Regions from separate parts of the Homo sapiens genome. Here region 1 is linked to region 2. Evidence: chromatin contacts called from ENCODE Hi-C or POLR2A ChIA-PET data. All regions are on one chromosome and are shown on one strand. The core of a region is the stretch at or near the end of the contact, and the rest is flanking DNA. Distances in the headings are between cores, read along the strand shown. Region 1 overlaps LINC00887 (long intergenic non-protein coding RNA 887). Region 2 overlaps OPA1 (OPA1 mitochondrial dynamin like GTPase).

What was found. A loop is a pair of places that touch in the nucleus more often than their neighbours do. ChIA-PET counts read pairs that join two places held with the same protein, here RNA polymerase II (POLR2A). Pooled maps may share reads with other maps.
Region 1: a pooled map shows a loop between it and region 2 (2.3-fold over the local background). The contact joins two enhancer-like sites. A Hi-C loop is called at or near these places in 2 of 50 pooled maps. POLR2A ChIA-PET finds 5 or more read pairs at or near these places in 3 of 52 experiments (H1, OCI-LY7 and activated B cell).

The regions. Positions count from the first base shown.
Region 1 is chr3:194,303,564-194,311,136 of GRCh38, reverse strand. It overlaps LINC00887 (long intergenic non-protein coding RNA 887), which reads left to right. Exons shown (of 3, transcript NR_024480.1): 2 at 5,110-5,380; 3 at 7,400-7,573. Among named protein-coding and RNA genes, the nearest start is that of LINC00887, 5.5 kb to the left of the region's middle. RefSeq lists enhancers at 1,723-1,772, 3,326-3,475, 3,986-4,225. Within about 2 kb of position 4,341, at least 5 of the 41 ENCODE cell types and tissues checked have a DNase peak (open chromatin) inside an H3K27ac peak, as active enhancers do.
Region 2 is chr3:193,697,294-193,705,012 of GRCh38, reverse strand. It overlaps OPA1 (OPA1 mitochondrial dynamin like GTPase), which reads right to left. Exons shown (of 31, transcript NM_130837.3): 31 at 7,202-7,719. Among named protein-coding and RNA genes, the nearest start is that of OPA1-AS1, 74 kb to the right of the region's middle. RefSeq lists an enhancer at 2,822-2,881. Within about 2 kb of position 2,557, at least 2 of the 41 ENCODE cell types and tissues checked have a DNase peak (open chromatin) inside an H3K27ac peak, as active enhancers do.

The DNA.
Region 1 (7,573 bases), core at 3,092-5,591, 600 kb before region 2:
CCATCCATCTATCCATCGATCCACGCATCCATCCATCCATCCTCACCACCACCATCAGTATCCTCATTTCATTTTATCAGCATTTCTGGCATGGCCTATATTCAAACCAACAAAATTCCAGTCCAATAAAATAATTTGGACATGCCTAACACTTACTGTAAAGGAATTTGGCCTGAGAAAATAATGAAGAAAAACTGTATAGAGAGTAATTAATTCTCCATACATTGGATATCAAAATCTTTAATCTTGGAAGATTAAATCTTGGAAGTTCTTTTCAATGAAGTCCAAAGGTGGGTTCATGCCACTGGCTTGGGGGAGCCAGAAAAGTGTCTTGTAACTTCAGTTGCGGTGAAAGCTGCTGTGAAAGGCAGCTTCAGATTTCCCCTGATGGCGGGCAGCCCTGCCTCTGTGCCCAGCCCTATTAACTGTTGGCCTCCCAGTTGCTGAAGCCAGCCAACAACATCCCCTGCCATTTGAAGTGCTTATTGGAAAAGCAGATTTCATCTTGGCTGGAGCTCTGAGCAGTTCCTTGTGTGGGGTACTCCCCAGGGCTGTAATTGAACACAAGAAAGCGTCGGCCTACTTTTGGCATTCCTGCTTTCATCTCAAAGACACATTTAAAAATTTATATTTAAAAAATGTCAGGGAAAGGGGCCAGCATGGCTCGTGTGGCCACTGGTGCCAGAACACCCAACACAGCCGCTCCAGGAGCAAAGGCTGCGGAGGATGAGACAGGAGAATTAGGACCATACCGTGTGGCAGTGCTCCATGCCCAGCTTCCGGGAGCTTGCCTGTGTGGCCTGAACAGTGAGGTGCTTTTGAGGCTGGGCCTCTGTCTGATCTAGGCTTTGCAGAGCAGGAGTTTGAGGGTTCAGATCAGGTCCCCCTCACAGCAGTCCAATTGGGTGAGAATTTTCTAAAAGCTGGGGGAAGAGGGTAGTCCAAGACCTACTTGGACACTCACCCCAGGGTCTGGGCAGCCTGGCTAGCAGGAGATGCACTGTCTTCCCAAGCCCCACCTGTTGTGCTGCTGCGGAACGTGGTTCCAAGGGCTTCTATCTACACTGGTGACTGTGGGTGGGAGAAAACCACTGAGGAAAAAGACCTACTGCTCCTCTGGCAGGATTCTGAAAACAGTAGGTGTCTAACGGATGTATGTTAGCTTGCTCTCACATGTGAAAGGATTGCAGTTAAGCACAACGCAACCTTTTTCTACAGCTCTTAGTAAGATCTTCTCTAGGGGCCATTGTAAAGCTAAACCACGAAGCTTCATGGAGGGCTGAAATAAGATAGCATACACTCAGAAGCCTGGTCTCTTAGGGACCACCCGCTTCCCTGCACAGGGTTACTGTTGCACTGTCAGCTTGTGGCCCACTATGACCCTCTTAATCTTATTCAGGAATTTTTGTTTATAGGGAATCATCATTCTGTATGCAATTGGCTTTCCCTCTGAGTGCAGGATCCTGCACTTATTTTACACTAAGATCATTGATAGCTTGTGTTTTCTAAAAAAGAAAAAAAAATTGCATGCCTTACAACAAAGAAAATACATTCAGTAAGATTATTAAAATAGTTATCTTATTTTCAGGACCACAGGAAGAAGGAGGGAAGTAAATATACAAAACCTAAAACTGTTATTAAATTTAACTCTGAGGCTCTTGGCAGCCAAGACAAAAATAAAACAGGGAAAAGTAAGTGGATTTCTTAGGAGAGATAAAATTCACCTGGCTTTTGAGCTCTAAAAGAGATTTCCTAAGGGGCTCCTGTCAAGTGATACAACAGACCAGTGGGTTGACCCCAGTTTTATGCAAAATGGCCAAGTAGTTTTCAGCTGGATTTTTTTTTTTTTTGTCATGACCCTTAACCAGCATTTAGGGCATCGTAATGACTAGTCTGGGAAGTGAAAGTGATCTTGAGGGGTAGAATAGAATATAGGAAACTCCAAGAGAACTGATAGAATCATCTGGCCTGTTCATCATGCATTCCATACTTAAGGGTACTTTGAGTAGGATCGGGGGCAAAAAAGAAGAAAGGCTAACTGCAGAGGTATAAACATACAAGACAGGACATGTCTCAGGAATCATTAACGCTGCACCACACCACTACCCCACCCCACCCAGCAGAAAATGAATCGCCTCATGAAATCAGTGAACACCTAAGTTTTGGTGTTGGTGTTGATGTGCACGTATGTGTGTGTGTGTGGGAATGTCTGTGGGTATGAATGCAAGTCCTCTTCCCCTAGCCCAGCACAGCCCCCACCACAGAGCAAGAGAGCAAGGCTGTCAGCATCCTGAAATCAGCTCTTCTCTAGTTGATTTTGATAACCAGCCAAAAATGCAGGATCTTTTCAAGGCCTGAAGATCATTAACTCTTTGGAAGAACAACAGGAGAGTTTTTGAATGCTGGGACTGACAGCCTGTTGGTGATAGGCTTAATTACTCCAATTAAATATTCAGGAGCAGAGCCAGGCAAGCCAACAGAATTAGGGGAAGGAATCTTTGCTCCACGGCTGCAGAATTCCGTGCTAGACGGCATTGAGCTTCTCTAAGATGAACACTAGGTTCCCAGGCTCCCAAAGTCCTGACTTTTGATGGTATTTTCTCCCCTCTGGGAGGCACTGACTGTAAAAGATTTATCATTAACTGAGGACCTAGTGTGTTCCAGGGCTGTGCTAGGCCCTGGAAGTTCTGACAAACAAGTTCCCTTCTATGGAGGAAGTACAGGAATCGATTTCCCCACCCCACACTTATAATTACCAGACAGTGTAATCCCATGTGGGATAAGAATTAATAGGAAATCAAAGTTAATTCTCAAATTCTACTTTTCCCAGACTGTGGGTTTTCTTCCCTGGAACCGCAGGCCCAGTTTCTTTCTAGATCATGACTGGCACCATCACTGACCTTTGGGGTGTGGCATGACGTTGGCATATACGCTGTAAGTTTGGTTGCCACAAAGTCCCTTCTGAATTCTAATAATGGGGCCTTTCCTTCTGGGTGGAAAGTTTCTGCCATAGCTGGGGTGGGTCGAGCGTGGGCACTGAGTAGCCTCATTGGTGAGGGGTGGCTGCCCTTGCATTCTTCTGCTCAGTGGCCTGAGGATCGACCCCTGATAAGCCACTGCCCACAGCCACAGGACAGGACAAGCTTCCTGACCCATGTGGAGATGGAATCCATGCCCTATTCTCCTTTCATCGGTGCTCTAGCTAAATGAGCAGCTGACAACCCCAAACTTTATCTCACAGCGGGGACTCTCTGGCCTGTCCGAGATCTGCAAGTGGGGGGGATGGAGCTACAATCTGGGTCATGTGTTTATCTCTAGCCTTGGGGTCTCAGCCATTTCCCCCACAATACTTCAGTGTACCGCCATGCCATCAGCATCAAGAGGTGCTACAAAGAGGTTTGATTTTGTTCTTTTGCAATACACAGCAAATAATTTCTTTTCAACCCAGTTGTTCTTAATTATCTTCTGCCTCAAAACACCTGGAGGATTTTTGGTGCAGTCCCTGGTACCAGCAACAGCATCGCCTAGGAACTTGTTAGAAATGCAAATTCTGGACCCCACCCCAGGATTACTGAATCAGAAACTGGGGGTGGGAACAAGCGGTTTGGGCTTTACCGGGCCCTGCAGGTGCTTCTGGTGCAAGCTCATCTTTAAGAACCACTGAGTAAGAAGAACTCACCATGACGGGAGTTCTCGGTCAGGAGAGGCTTCCTGGGGCGTGTGCCAGAATCTCTAGAATTGAGGATGGGAGTGGCACACAGGTAGTTTGAAAAAGCCACTAAACTCATTATACTCTCTCCCCTGCCACCTTACCCCATTCTGAGAATCATTGATGTAGAAACTGATTTTGCATTGGAGGAAATGTCTCACCCAACTGCCTCCGTGTTTTGATGACTTTTTTTAAGCTTCAGAAAGTTCATTACACCATTGGGGTGACTTGTGTTTCACCTCAGATCTCCTTTCATGGTTGTATACAAAGAATTAATTTATACAAGCTGGGGCTTAAAAAGGGAGAAGTTTCCCCACAGTGGTTTTGTCTCGTTTGGCTTTTGCTGATTAGGAGTTGGTTGGGTCAAAGGTCCACCCTAGGAGCTAGAAACCCACCCTCGAACCATGTACCCCCTTGCCAGCTCCTGGGGCAGGGGTCTTCTGGCCCCAGCAAGTGCTCAGGTTAGGAGGGGCCCATGGATGGTCAGGAACGGCATGCTGCTTTGCTCATAGCCAAGCAACCGTGCGCATCTGCATGAGGATTTTTTTACAAGTTTCTTAAAGGAAACAGATGTCAGCAGCCTCTTTTTCATTGCCCGCAACAGGGAGAAGACACACCTAAGTTGTCTGAATTGCTTGCAAACAGTGGTAGATGTGGGCATTTTTTTTTCTCTAAAAAGATTATATTTGGGAAGCCACCCCCAGCATTTGAGGGGATGCTGGGCGTTTTAACAGTAAGGAGAGTTTACTTTAATCCACCTCATCTCGCTGCGATCTGCAGGTGTTCACGCTGCTTCTGCTTGCCAGGAAAACAACGAGAGGAAGGAGACTGGCTTCTTAGAAAGCATGTTTTCCTGTGGAAGCGGCCCACAAAACCTGCTTATCTGGGTGACAGGCTCCCCCTTCTCAGAAGGTGGTATTTCCCTTGTGGCTACACAGGCAGGAAGCAGGTGGCAGGGAGTGGACCCACAGCATCCCCCACAGCGGGCCCTGGGGTTGCCACCAACCGTGGCTGGGAGCTACTCTCCTTGATTGCTGAGTGGCTCTGTGGCTCTGGGGGCTGGAGTCAGCCGATGTGCTTGGCAGATCTGGAGGGTGGGGTCTCTGCTGACTGCGGCTGCTTGCTCTGGGAGTGGATCGGGGACTGATCCACTGGCCCAGCAGGAGCCTGGCTGGATCCCTCTTGCCCTGGGGGAAGGGAAGCCCGTTGTGTCAGGAAGACTCTGCCTGAACTCTGACCTTTCCCCTCACTAGAATGCAAGCCCCACAGGCAGCAGATCCTGTGGGTTTCATTCACTCAGATATCCCAAGCATCTTGAAGGGTGCCGGGCACACACTGGCTTCTCAATACATGTTTATTGACTAAATAATTGGATTCCTCTCCCATCTTCCACCCGCCAGCCTCCTCTTAAACATGACAAAGAATCCAAGGACTTGTGCTGGGGCTGTCAGCTGCTATTCTGGTGCCCTGGGGACGAAGAAGGGATCTGGAGGGAAGACTGTCACCCTCTTGCGAATGTTTCCAAGAAGCAGCTCAGCATGGGAGAGAAAAGGGGAGATCCCAGTTCCAGGAACACCTGGCCAGTGTTTCACCTGTTTATCGGAGTTGACAGGACCAGCCAGCCCTTTCCCACCTCTCCCCATCATGATGGATGGGAGCCTGGCCTTTGAGGTAAGAACAGATGGGGTTACAGACACTGGCCTTTGAAGACATCTGGAGCGACTGCTTCTCTGGCAGTTCACTTTTAAACCGGCACTTCACCCAGAAGTTGAAGGACCATCTGACAGATGCATAAGGGGTTTGGTGTTGAAGAGAGTTGGGCTAGAGAGTGTCGCAGAGCCCCGGGACTCCTGCGGGTTTAGGATTCTGGCTGAGGGAAGTGTGGCAGGGGCTCCCCACTCACAGGCTCCAGGCTGTGTGATCCGTGGCTGAGGACCCAGACCCTTAGACTTCAGGCACCCTGCAGGGGGTCCCATTTCAGGCAGGACTTTGCCTCCACAGCCCCACAGCTCTGCCTTGGACCAGAAGATTCCAAACAATTTAAACTACTAGTCATACTGATAGAATACTAGTAGTTTGCAAAGAAAAATATTCCCTGGGCCTTGAGGAAGCAGTTGAATTGTGATGGTGCCTATGAACATCCTAGGGCCATGTGTTGTCATTTTCAAGCTTCCCCTCTGCCTAGAGGTGACAACCCTGGTCCCGTGGTGCCCTCCTTAGTGAGCTTGGCAACAAATATGACAACATGAGGGTCACTAGGAAAGAGAAAAAGAGCAAAGAATAGATACAAATGTGATAGGGTACCCTGGTCTTCAATTAGAGAAAGCTGGTCATTTTACAAGAAGCCCTAAGCCTAGCCTCTTCTAAGCTCGGTGAGAGAGGCAAGAGCAGGAAAGAGACTGGCCAGAGGTCGCCCAGGGACCCAAGGAAGCCCTGAGATTTGATGGCTATAAATATAAGTGTATGAATCAGAATAGCACCGGGCAGGCTAGGCATGGTGGCTCACGCCTGTAATCCCAGCATTTTTGGAGGTGGAGGTGGGTGGATCACTTGAGCACAGGAATTCGATAACAGCCTGGGCAACATGGCAAAGCCCTGTCTCTACAAAAAGTACAAAAATTAGCTGGGTGTGGTGGTGCACACCTGTAGTCCCAGCTGCTCAGGAAGCTGAGGTGGGAGGATTGCCTGAACCCAGGAAGTCGAGGCTGCAGTGGTTGGTGATTGCGCCACTGCACTCCAGGCTGAGCAACAGAGTGAGACCACATCTCAAAAAAAAAAAAAAAAAAAAAGCACTGGGCATCTGGCCTGTGCCCATTTAGGGTGAGGTCCTGTGGTTTCAGGTACTGTGATAATCTGCCCATTTTGCCATTCATTAGCTCATCATCCAATATATGCCTTTTGAACACCTAGTACATCCCTAGCACTGTGCTCACACAGCGGGGCGATGGCGAACAAGAGACAAGGTTCCTGTCCTCATGGAGCTTACAGTCCCGCTTGCCTTACACGGACTCGCTGAGCCTTCTTCTCGGGTGATGCCTCAGCTTCCTACTTCACGAAGAAGATAAAAGCAATCAGAAGAGATGCTCACGAGCATCTGTCCCCACCTCACCCGCTGCCTCACCGCATGCCCGCGTTTTGTGTCTGTCCCTCTCCTGTTCTGTGGATGAACTTTTCACGCCATGGCTCAGGCCAGCCCCTCCCCCTGCAACATTCATCCCATGCCCTCCTGGCTGCTCAAGGACATCGCTCCAGTGTCTCCCTTCTGTCCCTTGCACCATCAATCTTTCCCTCTCTATGGGGTCTCTCCTAGCAGCATGCTACCATGTTGCCATCTCTCCCATGTAAAGATACCTTGTCTTGACCCCACTTCCTCCCCCAGGAGAATGGCCCCAGTTCTTACCACTTCCAAAATGATTGTCTGGACTCATCATCTCCAAATTCTCTCCTCCCATTCTCCCTTGAATCCACCCCAATCACACTGTCATCCCTGACACTGTTCTTGTCAAGGTCACCAATGTCCTCATTTTGCTAAATGCAGTGGACATTTCTTGGTCCTCATCTTGCCTGGCTGTCAGCATCATTTGACATGGCTGGTTCCTCCCTCCACGTTGAACACTTTCTTCACATCCACCTGCTTTCCTTCTCCTTCTGGCCACTGCCTCTCAGACTCTTTTGCCATCTTCTCTTCAGATTCCTGCGAAGGAATGACAAAGAACATCAAGGCTCAATCCTTGGAACTCTCCATCACTCATCTTTAAATTAGACTTCTCTGCTGACTCTCAGAGTTGTGTATGCTGAGAATCCACTGCCTCTAAGACATCCTGCTTGGCAGGTAACAGACATTTCATCCTGAGCTGAGCTCCT
Region 2 (7,719 bases), core at 1,308-3,807:
CAGGAGAATCGCTTGAACCTGGGAGGCGGAGGTTGCAGTGAGCTGAGATCGTGCCACTGCACTCCAGCCTGGGCAACTGAGTGAGACTCTGTCTCAAAAAAAAAAAAAAGTGGTGATTGGATTTGTTGGTTGCACTGGGGAGAGGGTCCCAGGTTTTTGTCTTGTGCAACTAGGTATATCACAGTGTCTGTCACAAAAATAGTGGAATCTGGAGAAGAGACAGGTTTACTGGAGAAAGAATTGGTTGCATTTTGGATAGGTTAAGTGTGAAGTGCCTGTGGGACATGCAGGTATAGTTGGCGATATGGGTTTGTGAAGCATGGAGAGAGGAACAGGATGGAGCTCGAGTTGAGAGCCAGGAGCAGATACAGCAGGGGGAGCTGATCAGCCAGGGAGAAGTAGGGTCAAGAAACGCAGAGTGTTCAGGGAACGACAACACTCAGGCAGGCCTGTGAGCAGCACTGAAAACCAATAGGCATTTTGTTATTAGAAGGGAAACCAGGAGAAAGTAGTGGCACAGAAGCCAAAGAAATAAGAGGTTAGAGAGAGAGAGAGAGGGCGAGTGAATGTATGTTACAAAGTTCTAAATGTCCCAGAGGGAGGAGAGGGAGAATGAAAGGTTATCACAAAATATTAAATAACCTTAAGGGACCAAGCCAAATAATAAATGTATTGAGGGCAATTAGCCAAATGGAGGTCACTGGTGGCCTTGCTGAGGGGCAGATGGCAAAGTGGCAGTGGTGGTGGTGAGGATATGGTGCAAGGGCCCAGATGGTAAAAGAAAACACTGGCTTTGAGGGGGCTGAAGAAGGAATGGGGAGGACTTCTCTTTCAAGGAGGATGGCTGTGAATGAAACACAGTGGAGTTTACAGATACACAGACAGTCCTCGACTTACAATGGTTTGATTGATAACTTTTCAACTTTATGGTGGCACGAAAGCTATATGCATTCAGTAGAAACTGTACTTCAAGTACTCAGAAAACTGTTCTGTTTTCCACTTTCAGGCCGGTATTCAGCACATTACAAGACATTCAACACTTTATTATAAAATAGGCCCTGTGTTAGATGACTTTGCCCAACTGCAGGCTAATGTAAGTGTTCTGAGCATGTTTAAGGTAGGCCAGGCTAAGATGTGATGTTCAGCAGGTGAGGTGTATTAAAATGCATTTTAGACTTAGAATATTTTCAAATTATGATGAGTTTATTGGGATGTAACTCCATCCTAAGTCAAGGAGCATCTTTATAGGGTTCACAGAAGAGGCCAACTTATTTCTAGATGCTGGGATTCCTGAATATTTTAAACCTTCACTTGCCTTATTTCTAGGTAACTATATCCAGAGTACCCAGAATAGAGTAACGCTTTTTTGCCAACCAGCTCATGATATGAAAAGGAACTGCCTCCTTACGATGGTTGAACGGGTAAGGGAAGAAAGCTATTAGTACTCTTCCAGCCCATTCTGTACCTGCTCTTTTTCTAAGCTCTGCAGTCAAACCTACATGGGATCCCATAAAGACTTTGTCAACCAGCCAGCGGTGGAACTTGAGGCAACCTCTCTGAGCCAGAGTTAGCCTGTTGGTAAACGACAATGCCTGCCTTAGGAAGTTGTAAGAATAAGCAAGATAATGTGTTTAAAGTACCTGGGATACAGCAGGCATTTAATAAATGAGAATTTCCCTCCAGTCCAGCCTCATAATAAAGCAGAAACAACAAAAAACTCTGCATCTCTAAAAATGACCAGAAATCATGTTATTTTCAGAAGGCCTTGGTACTATTATCACCCAAATGCACCGAGGCCAGAAATGAGCAGAAAGCTATAGTTGAAATCAGAGGTTTCAAATAGTGACTCACGAGTGGGAAGCATGCTATTTGCAGATGTTTCTCTTGGACTCACACAAGTATTTAAGATTTTCAAAATTAGCTGCTAACATTTAAAAATAGGGAAGTTTCACATAAATAGATCCCCAACTTCTTTCACAAAACGACTGGCTTTGGAAGTATTGAACCTGTGGCCCTGGGTCTAAATCTTCATGAAACACATAGTACTTGCCTAGGAATCAGGGAACAGTTTCTAGCTGTAACATTAATTGAGCAAATTGCTTTTCTCTGGGTCTCTCTCTTTTTTTTTTTTTTTCAAAGTAAGAGTTATCACTGTTCTAAAACAATAGTTCATTTTTTAGGTAAACAAAGTAAATCCGAGGACAAAAACATGGTAAAACTTCTTGAAATCACACGATACATACAGGTAACCAGGTAGTAGAAGGCTTTCAAAATGGTGCAGAATATATAAATATTGGCTGCACAAAAGATTATCCAAACTACAGGTATCAATAAAAACACCATGATGATTCAGAAAGAGGAAAACCCTCTTAAAATGAACTACTGTATGCCTAAATACACAGGAAGGTTTAAGCTTCCCATTAGATGTGGCACATGCAGACTTGTCCCATACTCATCTGCTCTAGAAAGTTCCCCATTTCCACATTCTCATCTTGTGGTTTTTGAGGAGGTTGAGCATACCACGCCTCATCCGTGGAGGCTTTCTGCTTGGCTGGCTTCAGACAAAGTTACCATTAACTCCCCAACCTGCAAGAAAATGATTTGACACAAAGGATTCCAAAATGTCCTCCTCTCCCCCTACAAGCCTGCAAACAAATGGTACAGGAATGAGGCCAGAAAGGAATCCCCCGCCTACCAGGCCCCTGAATTCATTTACCTACCTCAGAGCCCATTCAGAGAAAGGGGTGGGACAGGGAACAAGAGATGCTTGGAGGCCAAGTGGAGTTTGGGGGTCGAGCGCCACATTACAAGATTTGACAGGCCTTTGCGAGCCCTCAGCTTCTTTGTGTCTCTCACATAATAGAGAAACACAAAGTGAGCAGCACACGACCTGTGGTTACACCCTTGGACAGAGCACACTCTTTGCAAATGCTAATAGTATTGTAGCATCCTGTCACCCGGTAACACAAAAAAGGATGTTGATTTTCACATGAACCAGAACAGGCCCATTGTACACAAGTTTGTGACCAACTTGTAGTACCTGCACATCAAAAGGCCAGCCAATCATAGAGTACACAGCTGGCGAAACGTACCAACGGGGGGCGCCCAATGGGGAGAGCATCCAGGTCCAAATGCCTCACTCCACCAACAGGATAAGAAAACAATGCTTTTGACGCGAACAAAATTACACTCTCAGAATCTTGATTCAGCTATGACCAGAGCAATGAGTATAATTAGCAAGAATGTGAATGTCTCAGATGTTTTGAGAAATCTGAATGTATGAAAGTGGGAGTGGCTTTGTGATGGTACCAACAGCCTATGAAATGGCAGAGGCAGCAAATGGCAGGCATGTTCAATTAAGCATTCATATTAGAGATGTTCTGATACGGGTAAAGATAACTCATACAGATTTTGGCATGAAAATCTGTCTTTCGGTCCTAATAGTCTTGGGAAACCAGACATATCTCAAGGCAAGAAAATTAAAGAATGTACATGAGATACCTGGAATATAAGTTTAGTAGAAATTTTAAAGAATTCTGCTAATAGCTTTTCCTTCAAAATAATTTTATTGGGGGTGGGGCGCAGAAAGACACTCAAAAGTAGTAATTTGGGCCAGGCTAGGTGGCTCACGCTTATAATCCCAGCACTCCGGAAGGCTGAGGTAGGAGGCTTGCCTGAACTCAGAATTTTGAGATCAGTTTGGCAACATATTGAGATCTCATCTCTACTAAAAATTAAAAAAAAGATTAGCTAGGCATGGTGGTGTGTCCCTGTAGTCCCACCTACTCGAGAGGTTGAGGTGGGAGGATCACTTGAGCCCAGGAGGTCGAGGTTGCAGTGAGCTGTGATTGTGTCACTGCACTCCAGCATGAGGGACAGTGAGAAACCCTGTCTCAAAAAAAAAAAAAATAGTAATTTGGAAAAAGAAAATATTCAATCAAGTTTTTAAAAACTGAGGAAAGAGCAATTCCATATTTTAATACTTGGACTAACTAAAAAAGATTGACAGAATCTGCACAGGATAAAATGAGAGAATTAACATTATTAACATGTTGAGAATTGCAAAGCACTTGTTTTTTACACCTAAAACTTAAGGCCTGGCGTTAACATGAAATTAGAACCTACTGAATCTCATCTTCTTGTCCACTAAGGTCTCACAGGCAGCCACACATCTCTGCTGATAGTTCCATTCTTGCAATGCAACAATAGCCTCATGTAATTAGTAAAGACTATCATAGGCCATTTTTGTTATGAGTTAGGTCATTTTGTACTTTCTAGGTATATCATGTGCCCTAATGTGCTCCTAATATCATAAATGTTTACTTTCCGAAAAGTATTTCTGAAAGGGAGCATATTTTGGAAAGTGCATAGGCTTGTAATCATACTTGTTTTCAAGTTTCAACTTTGCTATTCAACTAGAATAACCTTGTGCAAAACCTGAGCTGATTTTCTCATCTATAAAATGGAAACAATACTTTCTGTGATAATGGGTGCAAAACACAAGGTATACTGGTTTCTTTGCTCTGGATTCAAGTTTTCTTCTTAGTTTCAAAATTTTAAAGGGAAACCAAAAATGTTTCATGGGACCAATCCTTGGCAAGATAGGATATTGACCGTTCAAAAAGAATTCAGTGGAGTTTCTCCATGGATCCCAAAATGCTGCTGGCCAGTTTTAGTCTACTTTGTAGTGTTCTGAGTCCTGCTCAGACCTTTATAATAGGCCCTTAGTTAGGATGTGTTAATATTTCTGGAATGGCTGCAAACTTACACATATCTCTCTGCATCCTTCCTCTCAACACACATCAGGCACCTCCTGCTACTGTGGTGTTGCTCCCGGCAGCGGGGAGGCAGGCATGTTATTGTCACTGGGTGTGTACTGTGTCCTTGAGGTGATTTCTGATTTTTTTACTATATATATATATGAATTGATTGTAGAAAAAAATTATATACATTAGGTATGCAAGGGGAGTGGCTGTGTACCACCTGGAGCATTATGGCACATGTGGGAATTCTTAAACCCTCTAGACAAATATATTTCTTAAAATGAGAAATAAGTAAGCATTGTATTTTCTTAGTGACGCAAACTAACACAGAAAGCTGTTTCTGCGTTAAGATGTATGGAAAGAGAGATTAATAACAAAAATAGAACACAAACTAAAGGAGCAGAAAAATGGTTAGGTTCATTCCTTCAGTTGAGAGGGAAATTAATTTCAGCATTTCCTGGCAGCTGAAGCAAAGAAAATGGTAAAGTCTTGAGTTCTCATTGTCACAAGGAGAGCAGTACATACATGTGTCTGGAGGGGAAACCGCTGGTACTATCTAGTAATCCTTAATGAATTTCAGTGATAATCAAGACATGTCATTAGGTTAGACTTCTGCAAAAGAGACTGTGTATTTTCTTCAAATAGATGTGTCATAAGGTCTTGCCTGTGAAGCCAAGGACGTAATATCAAAGAGGTAGGTAAGTAGCAGCCCAGGCAGTATTGCTTTCTGATGATTTGGCCTAATCTCAGATGAAGTTTACCAAAGCAAAAAAAGGAGGTTAACCTATTCCCTACATATTCTCTCACAAATATCAGAGGTCTCAAGAGCTTTTGGAAAGTATTAGGTCACATAAACCATGAGCATATTTTCTGACAAATGGATAAAATTCTAACTTCCGTATTGTTGCTCTGTGATTTAATAACTACAAGAGTAAGCAGCAGAATGAGTATTCTGTTCTGAACATTAAAGAGTGTAACTTATATTCTTAATACAGCCGTAAGACATATCTCTGTGGGGGGCTGCTGGCAGTATCACTGCACTGTGACTAGATCTTCAGGGGTGCCTCTGGCCTAGTTTTTTCAAAAACAGATCTCTGAATTTCCCAAATACTTGGAAAGGAACAGTTTACACCTGGGTTAATGAATTAAAAGTACTAACAGCAGGAACAAGAATTTTTTATCACAAAGAGTAACAATCACGCCTGTGATCCCAGCACTTTGGGAGGCCGAGGCGGGTGGATCACGAGGTCAGGAGATTGAGACCATCCTGGCTAACATGGGGAAACCCCATCTCTACTAAAAATACAAAAAATTAGCCAGGCATGGTGGCAGGTGCCTGTAGTCCCAGCTACTCGGGAGGCTGAGGCAGGAGAATGGCCTGAACCCGGGAGGTGGAGCTTGCAGTGAGCTGAGATCGCGCCACTGCACTCCAGCCTGGGCGACAGAGCAAGACTCCAACTCAAAAAAAAAAAAAAAAAAAAAAAAAGATTTTCATTTAACAGCATTTATAAGTAGTATTTACCTCCTTGTCAGTGACTTGGCCACAAATGCACCTTAACGCGGCTTCTGCAGAATATGTACGTAACTCACGAGAAGTCTTGGAGAGGAATCACATACATACTCTCAATTTTCAAGCTCAATTCTGTCATTTTAGGATATAAATTTAAACAAATGCCTTATGATATAGGTTTTTCCTACCCTTAGTTTTAGAAGCTGTCTTCTTCCAGCTAGAGATCACCCATATTTAAGCCTTCCTGATACTGTCTCCTGGTTTTGAACCTTTAACAATTTTTGTAGTATTTGTTTGAACACTTAAGTTTTCTACACTTATTAACTGGGTCTAATATGTGCAGGACATGATTGTTTTAGTTATCACAAATCGGGTATGTGGTTATTTTAAGACGTACTTCATAATTAAATACATCTGTATTATCTATAGGCACATGGTAGCTATTTCAATTTGATAAATATATTAATTCTTCAATCAGACATGCTAAAAAAATTAATTGCTCTATTAAATCTTCAGTAACTAAATTCTTCAAACGTTTTGATACACGAAGATTCTGAACTTGAATTACACAAGGATGAAAACCTAGTTTAAAATAAAGTATGGGGCCTCACACTGAGTCTGTTAGCACTGATAAAGAAAACCAATGCTAACACGATTGAAACATGTTCTTGCCTCTGCATCTTCTGAAGGAATTAAGAAGGCACACCTATACGCTACCTAACTTGACATATCCAATGATCGACAATTAGTAGGTATCATTTATGAGCAAAGTTCTGGAGGAATAACAAAGTGAGTAACAGGAGTTTATAATCAGATGGTAGATGAAATTAAAGTCTCTTCCAGTTCTAAAGCTTAGTTATAACTTCTTAGTAAGCCTCATATGAACATGTTGGCAGCATTAATGAAAATGACAGCCTTGGCAGCAAAGTGAAATTAGAAAACCTTTTTTATATATTTTACCAAGGAAAATAACAAAATGTTTTGACAAGTACCACGATGTGAAAAAAAGCACCGGTTGACCATGGAGTACAACTGTGAAATGCAAGGCATGTGAAATTCAAGCATTCAGAGAAAAGCCACACTGAGAGCTTGTTAGACCATGAATCTGGTTATACTATGGGGTCAAATAATGACCCTAGGTATACAGGTTTCTCTTTCCCTCGTTAAAACAGAAAAAAATTTAAAAGATGCTCTCCAATAATAGAATTATAATGTGATTTAAATATTTTTTAATTACTCATCTACACAAATGACCTTTGATCAAGCTCAGGCAAAATATAAGTTGCAATAATATCTACACGTAATGTGAAGGTTTTAAAAAAATAATACAAAGTTCATTCACAGTGCACAAGTGAAAACAAGGTAAGTTTCAAATATCTCAACAACATATAGCCATGATCATTCAAAAGGTAAGCATATTTTAAAGCACATTTCCATACTGCTAGA